3 separate regions of the Homo sapiens genome follow, and all the other regions are linked to region 1. Evidence: chromatin contacts called from ENCODE Hi-C or POLR2A ChIA-PET data. All regions are on one chromosome and are shown on one strand. Each heading gives the region's core, a stretch centred on a gene start or an enhancer-like site at or near the end of the contact. The rest is flanking DNA. Distances are from core to core; before and after follow the strand shown.

Region 1 (2,990 bases), core at 248-2,747:
ACATTCTAAAATTCCATTAAATGTCACCTTTCTGATATCCCCATTTTATTTCTCTCTCTTTGGGCATTTACCATGCTGTAGTGTACTCTAGGCCATTCCTAGCTTTGTAACTCTCTCAAGGTGACTCTGCAGGAGATGCAAAGTAGTTAAGAGGAGAACCCCCAATACTGATGTGTTTATAGGTGAGGTGGTCTGATGTCTTAGATTTGCTTTAAAATATTCCTGCACAAAATAAAAAGGGGAATAGATGAAACAAGATTGACAAAATGTTGATTCATTGACGCGGTGTAATGGGTATCTGGGTGATCATAGTACAATTTTATCTCTTTTGTATATATTTTAAAATTTCCATAATATAGCAAAACATGAGCCCAGTCCCTCAAGGCAGCCAGATTTGGGTTCAAACCCTAGTTTGACCTTTTACTCGCTGAGTGACTTTACCCTGCTACAGCTTCAGTTTCTCCAAATGGAAATAATATATACTCCATTAAGGTTCTTGTAAACTCTCAAGTAAGAGGGAATCTGAGGCTCTAGCACACGGCCCGGCCCTTAATAGTTGTACTAATTTTTATTTTATTTTTCGAAACGGAGTTTGCTCTGTCACCCAGGCTGGAGTGTAGTGGCATGATCCGGCTCACTGCAACCTCCACCTCCAGGGTTCAAGCAATTCTCCTGCCTCAGCCTCCTCCCGAGTAACTGGGATTACAGGAGTGCGCCACCACGCCCAGCTAATTTTTGTATTTTTTAGTAGAGACGGGGTTTCGGCATGTTGTCCAGGCTGGTCTCCAACTCCTGACCTCAGGTTATCCTCCCGCCTCGGCCTCCCAGAGTGCTGGGATTACAGGCGTGAGCCACTGCGCCTGGCCAGTAGTTGTACTAACAAGGGTTTCTGCTTGCGAGCAACAAAGACTGACTCTAGTTGTGGCTAATTTCTTTCACACACACATATTAAGTGCCAGAGGTAGGACTTGAGCTCGGATCTCTGATTTCCAGACCTAGAACTTTTTATGTGTTATTACAGTCGTTAAAAACCTTACCTGGATTTGTGCTTTGCAATTTACGCTTTCGAACATGCAGGAATGTAGTTTGGGCATTTGTCTGGAACTTCGGATTCTCGGGACTCCAGGGTGGCCAAGGCGCGGAGGTGACTCAATGACATTGACCGGCCTGGATGCACGTGGGTTGCTGAGCCGATGCTGGGAAGGTACGGGGTTTGCCCGGTGCAGGCCGCCGGAACTCACGCACGCCCCTGTCTCTCTCACTCCTGGGGTCGGCTCTGGCCGGTGGCCTCCAGCTCAGCTAGCGGCCGGACGCGCAGCCCGCCGACTAGCCCTCCAGGTCCTAGCGCGACTCCCGGATCCCGGATCCGGCGGATCTGGCCGACCACTCACCCTCCCCTTTCCGCAAGTTAGGGGGCGGGGCATCGGGTTTCTGGCTCGTGATTTGCCGGAGCTCCTGCGCTCCCCTTCTCCACCCCCTCCGGCTGTGTGAGAGGTCAGCAGAGGGGCGGTCTGCGGGGACAACAATGGCGGGGTTCTGGGTCGGGACAGCACCGCTGGTCGCTGCCGGACGGCGTGGGCGGTGGCCGCCGCAGCAGCTGATGCTGAGCGCGGCGCTGCGGACCCTGAAGGTGAGGAGCAACGGGGCCTCGCGGGTCCGGGCTTCACTGGGCTTCTAGCCGTGCCGCCTCTGGGCGGCTGGCGCCGGGAGAGCGCTGGCTGGGTCCGGCTGCCCCCGCGCCCCGGTTCCGCATCAGCTACACCGCTTGCTTTCCTCCCTCCCGGAGTTCGCGTGGCAGCGGGCTCAGGAGGCATCCCTCGTTGCAGCTGTTCCTCGCGGGGATCCTGCGGAGCAGAGAGGCCTAGGGCAGAGGCAGTTGGGTGCCCGCACGCCCTCCGAGGCGGCTGATGGCTTTGGGCAGGCATATTGCTCGAGGTCTGCTTCCAGGGCCCCGCGGCATTGGCTTTGTCTTAAGCTTTCCAGGGTGTCTTTTTAGGTGTCCTTATAGTTTCCGTGTTCTGTTGCCTCTTTCCAGCATTTTTGAAGGGACACTGTGAACTGTTGCTTAAGTAGTGTTAGGGTTGTGAGTTTGTCTTATCTTTTAAAGTATTATACCATGTCAGGACTGCCAATAGATTTTACGTTTCATTTGAAAGCCTGTTTTAATTGTATGACACCCCAGTCTACTGTGTACCAAATGCATCCCGTGAACTTACTTTCCTTTTCGGTATAGTGGTGAGCCTGATTTTGGCACTGTTCTAAACACATTTCATGACTGTTCTGTATACCTAGGCTGTCATGATGGCAGATTGACAAACAGGTTGGAGTGCTTGTGTGTGCTTCTGAGCTCTGTCTCCAGTCAATGTCGAGTCTGTCGTTAATTCTGGGGCACAGACCACCTAACCTACTTTATAAGGTTTGTTGAGGCACTTGAACACATTCTTTAAAATGAAGGTCCCCTGAAAACCATCTGTCAGCTGGTTCAGTGTGCTTGTTAAACTTCCTTTTAAAAAATAATTATTAAAACATTGCCACATAACTTGATTTATAGTCATTTAATTTTAGACGTTGAAGACACTTTAGAGACGACCTGCCCCATCCTACTCTTTAAAGAGGAGGGAACCGAGCCCCAGGTGGGCAGTATGAGAGCTGGAGCTTATCGACATGGAAGTGAGTGGCACCTATGTTTGTTTTGTGTCCAATTCAGCGTGCGGACTTTCACTGTTTTCTGTGTTCCCATACAGTTTAGTGTTCTTTAATCTTTATCATTCTGTTCATCTGTGTTGGCCACTTCAATTGCAGCTGTAAGACTTATGCATTTACATAGGAGGCAAGTTAGTATGGTGTAAAGTGTGGGCTTTGGGGTCAGGCGCATGAGGCTTTGTATATTGGACAGGTCTCTTCCTTGGGCGTCAGCTTCGTCCTTGTAGCTATTTTTTTCAACAAATATTTACTGAATATCTCCTGTCTTCCACTTCTGGGGAATGAAT
Region 2 (2,990 bases), core at 321-2,820, 120 kb after region 1:
TCAAGGTATTCAGTGTGGTTTGTGCAGAGTGGTTTTGATTGAAACTGAACTCTACCCAGTTAAATTCCCACTGGATTTTTGACTCATCTTTTATAGTCACAGGATGCAAACATGTACTTTCTTTTGTCTATTTCTCTGAGGTGTCAGTGATCTGTTCACGTTTCCTGGAAATTGTTGATATCCTGTTGTCTTCATCCATGTTATCTCCTGTGTTTAGCTCAGAGCCTGGCACAGAATTGGTATTCAGGAAATATGGATATTTGTGTTATACTAGGCATTATGCTGCAGGCTATTGAGAACACAGAGATTTATAAGGTGTTTACGGGTGACCTTACTGGCTAGATTAGGTGGTGTAGGACGTTATATACAAATACAGTGTCATAGAGTGACTTTTCCGAGGCACACTGTTTACCCAGAAGGAGTTCTTCAGTGCTTTTGGTTGTTTTCATTTGACTTTGTTGCATGCATCTATCCACACATGTACTATATGCAATATAGTATTTTAATGTGTTGGCTCAAAAACTGTTGTTTCTGCAATAAAAATAATTAGAAAATACACATATGGGCTTTTCTTTTATAAAATTGTGACTCCACATCATGCTCCGTAATGTTCTTGTTATAAATTTTGACTTGTTTTTCTCCACAGGCAGCAGAAGATGTCGTTTTCATTGGACCTGACACACATGCTATTCAAGCCATGGGCGACAAGATTGAAAGCAAATTATTAGCTAAGAAAGCAGAGGTTAATACAATCCCTGGCTTTGATGGAGTAGTCAAGGTGAGAAGCTACTTTAACTTTTATTGTATATGTCTTCAAGTTAAACATTTTGTCAAAAGTATAAGATAAAATGTAACTATTGCTTTTTTGGGATATACACACACACACACACATATGCACGCACATACATACATGTATATATGTTTAAAAAATCAGTGTTTTTACATTTATTTATTTATTTATTTGAGATGGAGTCTTGCTCTTGTCGCCCAGGCTGGAGTGCAATGATGCAATCTCGGTTCACTGCAACCTCTGCCTCCTGGGTTCAAGCGATTCTCCTGCCTCAGCCTCCCGAGTAGCTGGGATTGCAGGTGCCTGCCACCATGCCCAGCTAATTTTTGTATTTTTAGTAGAGACAGGGTTTCACCATGTTGGCCAGGCTGGTCTCGAACTCCTGACCCCAGGTGATCTGCCTGCTTCATCCTCCCAAGGTGCTGGGATTACAGGCGTGAGTCACTGCATCCGGCCAGAAATCAGTGTTTTTAACTGGATTATTTTATTATTTTTAGAGATGGAGGTCTCACTCTGTTGCCCAGGCTGGAGTGCAGTGGTGCAGTCATAGCTCACTGTAACCTTGAACTCTTAGGCTCAAATGATCCTCTCGCCATGACTCAAGAATCCCTCCTTCTTTAGCCTCCCAAGTAGCTAGGACTGCAGACACACACCACCACACCTGACTAATTATTTTTATTTTGTAGAGATGAGGGTCTCACCGTGTTGCCCAGGCTGGTCTCAAACTCCTGGGCTGAAGTGATTCTCCCGCCTTGGCCTTCCCAAGTGTTGGGATTACAGATGTGAACCATTGTGCCTGGCCAACTTGGATTGTTTTAAATAGCATAAGTTAAAAAGAGTGAGAAACTGTTTGAGCATTGTATTTAATGAATCAGCAGTGACTCAGACTTTCATAGGAAAAAATTTGGTGATTAAAAAATGTACTGTCAGATCTCTGGACTGCATTTAATAGTGGTATGTGTTTCATGTGTTAAACATTAAGAGTTTCTCTGTATATCTTTATCTTGAGCTTCTCTCCATGTGCATAATATGTAAGTTAGGATCATGTTTCTGGTGAAAGTGGTATAGCTATAGGTAATTGTATATTGCAAACATTTAGCAAGGGCCTTCTGCAGCTGAAGGCTTCTGAGGGAGAAATGCAGAAATTGAAGTATGCAACTTCTCCTTTTCCCATGAGAAATTATTCTGTTTTTTTCTAGTTAGAAGAGAGTCCTCATGTAGAGTTTTAACCTTGCGATTTGACTTAGCCTGCAGGAACTCTTCATTTCAGCATTTCGTATTGTTACTTTTGGCATTCTGTGTTGGGTTGTTCTTCATTGTGCAAGATCATTTCATGCATTAGAGGACGATTAGAAAACTTGCCCCCTAGTTAATAAATATCCTCAGCTTCTTGCCCATATTTACCTGCATTTACTTTTATCTATGTGTATCCATGTTGTTTCTTCCCACTTGTTACAAGGAAGAGGTGTTCCACATCCTCTGGAAAGCCAGTTCCTCCTCCTACGCTCCAAATGTATTCTTTATAGCCTTCACAGGCTATGGTTTTACTGATTATCTTTTCTCTCTTCTGTGTCTTAAAATTCTCCTCATCTTTTAGCTCCTTTTGTTATCATTGCTATTAAAAATGCTCAGTGAACAAATGTGTTGGTCACTCAGTTATGTGGGAAGGATGTGGTGATGAGATACACATGATCTGCGTATCATAGTTCTCACAGTTTAGTGGGAAAGAAACAAACATTTCTTCCATTCGTAAAGCACCATCACCCCTATCACTCTACAGCTAGTTGCCACCTTCTTTCTCTCTTCCCCTTTCAGTGCCAAAGCTCTTAGAATTGTCCTTCCTCACTTTCATTTCTGTATCTTTCACTTAATCTTTTCTTGCCGTCTAGCTTCTTTCCTCATTCCTACTGAATTTCTCTTGCAAAGCTACCAGCAACCTCTTCCCTTTGTTAAATCAATATGTAATTTTGAATTCTGATCTTATATCAATCTTTGAGCAACATTTGAGTCTCTTGGTCAGTCCATACTTCTCTCATGAGATACTCACTTTTGGCACATTACTCAGTTCTAGTTTTTGTGTTTTTTGGCTTTTTTGAATGCCATTCTTAGATTCCTTCCCGATTGTTCTTCCTATCTTTGTTCCTTAAATGGGGGTTTTATTCTGGGTCCTGAGTAGGACATTTCCTCTTTTTATTGTGCT
Region 3 (2,990 bases), core at 219-2,718, 68 kb after region 1:
TACTTATACCTAGTACACTTCCAGAAATAAAAACAGCACATTTGGTAATTATTTTAGTTTGTTAATGTCAGTAGAATGCTCATAATTTACAAGGATAAATCATTCTCTCCACCCCCAGTTCTGTTTGAATAGAGTGGAATCCAAGGAAAAAAATGATTTCTGATATCAGAAACAGTGTTTTTTCTTCTATTTTCTTTTTTCTTTTTTTAATTATCAGAACTAATTATATATAGTGTTAAAAACTATGCAAAGTTATCTCTAAAACTGGATGGAAACATCCAACACCAGCAATTAAGCCTGGAGCGCTTCAATTAGCGCTCACATTTCTTTTGAAAGAAATGTTTTAGTAAGATGAATGTTTAAATAAAAAGCCTAATTCGTGAACCCATATTATAGATGTTTACAGTTTATTAGCACAGTTAGTGAAGGTAAAACACTTTAACCTTTTAACTATAGCTTGCCAAAATAAATATGTAGTTGAGTGTTGATAAAATGAAGTTGGTGGAATGAAAACTCTTCTTCTCTGATACAGTAGTTTAAATTCTTCTGTACCATGCTCATAAAGCTTAGTTCAGCTTTTTTTTTGTTTTGTTTTTTGAGATGGAGTTTCGCTCTTGTTGCCCAGGCCAGAGTGCGATGGCGTGATCTTGGCTCACTGCAACCTCTGTCCCGCCAGGTTCAAGCGATTCTCTTGCCTCAGCCTCCCAAGTAGCTGGGATTACAGGTGCCTGCCACCATGCCCAGCTAATTTTGTATTTTTAGTAGAGAAGGGGTTTCACCATGTTGGTCAGGCTGGTCTTGAACTCCTGACCTCAGGTGATCTGCCTGCCTCAGCCTTCTAAACTGCTGGGATTACAGGCAGGAGCCACTGTGCCCAGCCCGAGTTCAGCATTTAAAAGTCGCTGATACGTAGCTATTTCTGGATTATGATACTGGTTCCTTTAGAAATTTGACTCTCTTTTTAGCAGAATTATTTTACTAGAAGTATGTTCAACACTGGCTGATACTGAAGTGGCGAAATTTATGTTTGGCCAGTCTGGGAGAGCCAAAAATTACTTGATTGGATCAGGCTGGTAGATTGTAGCAATGTGGCTTGTGGGTGAGGATAGTATAAAGTAGTTGTGGATGGCAAAGTTTGGGGTGAGGAAGGAAAGAAGAGTAGACATTAGAAGAAAAAAAATTCAGAGCACAAAATAAAAGTAAAACCACACCTCCATTTTAGTTCAGTTTGATAGAAACGGCTTGTTGGTAGTTGCCGAGTATTATTAATGCCATCAGGAATAAAATGTGTTAGCTGTCCTAGTAGTCTGGGTTTTGGAAATTACCAGTTCGTGAGTACTGTAAAGAAAGGAGAATTTAGAGTTTTTCATCCATCTTTGCCAAGGTTCCTTTTACATAATTCTTTGATGCACCAGCCATTGTGAAATTCTCCAGAATTGTGGGCAAAGTTAGCCTCAGGAAAAGGAGAGAGAGTTTTGTTGAATAGTGTAGACAAATGCCAGTGGGCAGGAAGCTATGTGGGCATATACTCCCCATTGTGGTTAGGACAAAGGTAGTGTGTGGAAAATGAATCAGTTAGGACAAAGGGAGTGTGGAGAAAGTAAATATAAGAGGCAGTTTCTTGGAATTTGATTCTGATCCTAGAAATGTGAGTTAGAACTGATCAGTGTATAAGAGAAGTGTACTTATTCAAGGGCTCTTGAACAGTAAATATTAATACATAAATGCACTGTACATTTTGCTTATAAAGCTTTTGCAATATGATAAAATTGAAAGTGCTTTTTGCTTTCATTTCTAAGGTACATCCAGGTTATGGATTCCTTTCAGAAAACAAAGAATTTGCCAGATGTTTGGTAAGTTGGTAATGAACCAGAAACTGTTCATTTCTTTTTCAGAAAGCAGTGTGGTAGCATGGCTTTGTAAATGTGGGTAGTGATGGATTATAGAATTTTAATTAACCCAGCAGTTCTTTGAAAATTGTGACAAGTGAAGTGGTTTTAGTCTGAAACTCAACTGTTTATTTGAAGAGTAATTATAAAAACAGAAAAGTTTACAAAATCACCATTACACTGAATGAATGATACCTGGTTTATTATATACTGCATGATATTTGAATTAAAGTTAAAAACTTCAGATTTTTAACTGTAAATATGTTAGGGAGTTTAGTGAGTTATTGTAGTGATTTAATTATTTTGTGGCATTTAATATCAAATCTTACCAATGCCTCTATTTTGGGTGAAGTTGTTTTTAATGATCTAAATGTCCCCTTCCAGCTAGGTGAATTAACGTATGTTTGTTATTAAATTGATTTTTCCAGGTATATTTATAACTTCATTCAAGATGGTACTGAAACCTTATTTTTTAGGTACTAGAATATGATTTTGATTAATGTTTGTACATATGTTTGTTATTAGATCAATTATGCCAGGTACTATCTTAATTTATTCTAATATGTTATACTTGTTTCTGTGGCATACAGTCATGTGTTGCTTAACAGCGTGAATACATTCTGAGAAATGCATCATTAGGCGAGTTCATCCTTGTGTGAACATCACAGAGTCTACTTACAGAAATCTACATGGTAGAGTCTCCCACACACTTAGGCTAAGTGTGTTATAGCCTATTGCTCCTAGGCTACAAACCTATACGTGTTGCTGTACTGGATCCTGTAGGCTGTTGTAATACAGTGGTAGATATTTGTGTATCTAAACATGTAAACAGGGAAGATACAGTTAAAAATACAGTATTAGAATCTATGGAACCACTGTCATACGTGTGGTGCCTCATTGAAATATTCTGTGGAGCATAACTGTACTCGTATTCTGTTCTTCCACGGATTGGAAATTATTTGTGAATGTTGTTATTTTCTAGATGGAATTTCCACTTAAAATCTATAACTTTAACTTGAAACAATTATTAAGATCACAGAATTGTCTATTTGAACCACCTTGCTTTGTGGGTCCAAAACTAAGGCCTAAAGAGATATCCTG

The links. Hi-C counts contacts between places; a loop is a spot of excess contacts on that map. ChIA-PET counts read pairs that join two places held with the same protein, here RNA polymerase II (POLR2A). Pooled maps may share reads with other maps.
Region 2: a loop to region 1 is called in a map of PC-3, with 2.0 times the contacts of the local background. The contact joins the enhancer-like site here to the promoter of PCCA in region 1. A Hi-C loop is called at or near these places in 4 of 168 maps with a recorded cell type or tissue (IMR-90, PC-3 and naive thymus-derived CD4-positive, alpha-beta T cell), 1 of 37 single-sample maps with no recorded cell type and 13 of 50 pooled maps. POLR2A ChIA-PET finds 5 or more read pairs at or near these places in 2 of 52 experiments (AG04450 and MCF 10A).
Region 3: POLR2A ChIA-PET joins it to region 1 with 12 read pairs in MCF 10A. The contact joins the enhancer-like site here to the promoter of PCCA in region 1. A Hi-C loop is called at or near these places in 2 of 168 maps with a recorded cell type or tissue (K562 and heart right ventricle). POLR2A ChIA-PET finds 5 or more read pairs at or near these places in 6 of 52 experiments (Caco-2, IMR-90, MCF 10A and 2 more).

What each region holds. Positions count from the first base shown.
Region 1 is chr13:100,087,596-100,090,585 of GRCh38, forward strand. PCCA (propionyl-CoA carboxylase subunit alpha) reads left to right here and starts at 1,498. Exons shown (of 24, transcript NM_000282.4): 1 at 1,498-1,630. The coding sequence starts at 1,526. PCCA-DT (PCCA divergent transcript) reads right to left here and starts at 1,348. Exons shown (of 2, transcript NR_132422.1): 1 at 1,038-1,348. RefSeq lists enhancers at 1,028-1,077, 1,108-1,367 and a silencer at 1,648-1,827.
Region 2 is chr13:100,208,686-100,211,675 of GRCh38, forward strand. PCCA (propionyl-CoA carboxylase subunit alpha) reads left to right here. Exons shown (of 24, transcript NM_000282.4): 7 at 647-778. Among named protein-coding and RNA genes, the nearest start is that of PCCA, 120 kb to the left of the region's middle. Within about 2 kb of position 1,571, at least 2 of the 41 ENCODE cell types and tissues checked have a DNase peak (open chromatin) inside an H3K27ac peak, as active enhancers do.
Region 3 is chr13:100,155,488-100,158,477 of GRCh38, forward strand. It overlaps PCCA (propionyl-CoA carboxylase subunit alpha), which reads left to right. Exons shown (of 24, transcript NM_000282.4): 6 at 1,800-1,853. Among named protein-coding and RNA genes, the nearest start is that of PCCA, 68 kb to the left of the region's middle. Within about 2 kb of position 1,469, at least 2 of the 41 ENCODE cell types and tissues checked have a DNase peak (open chromatin) inside an H3K27ac peak, as active enhancers do.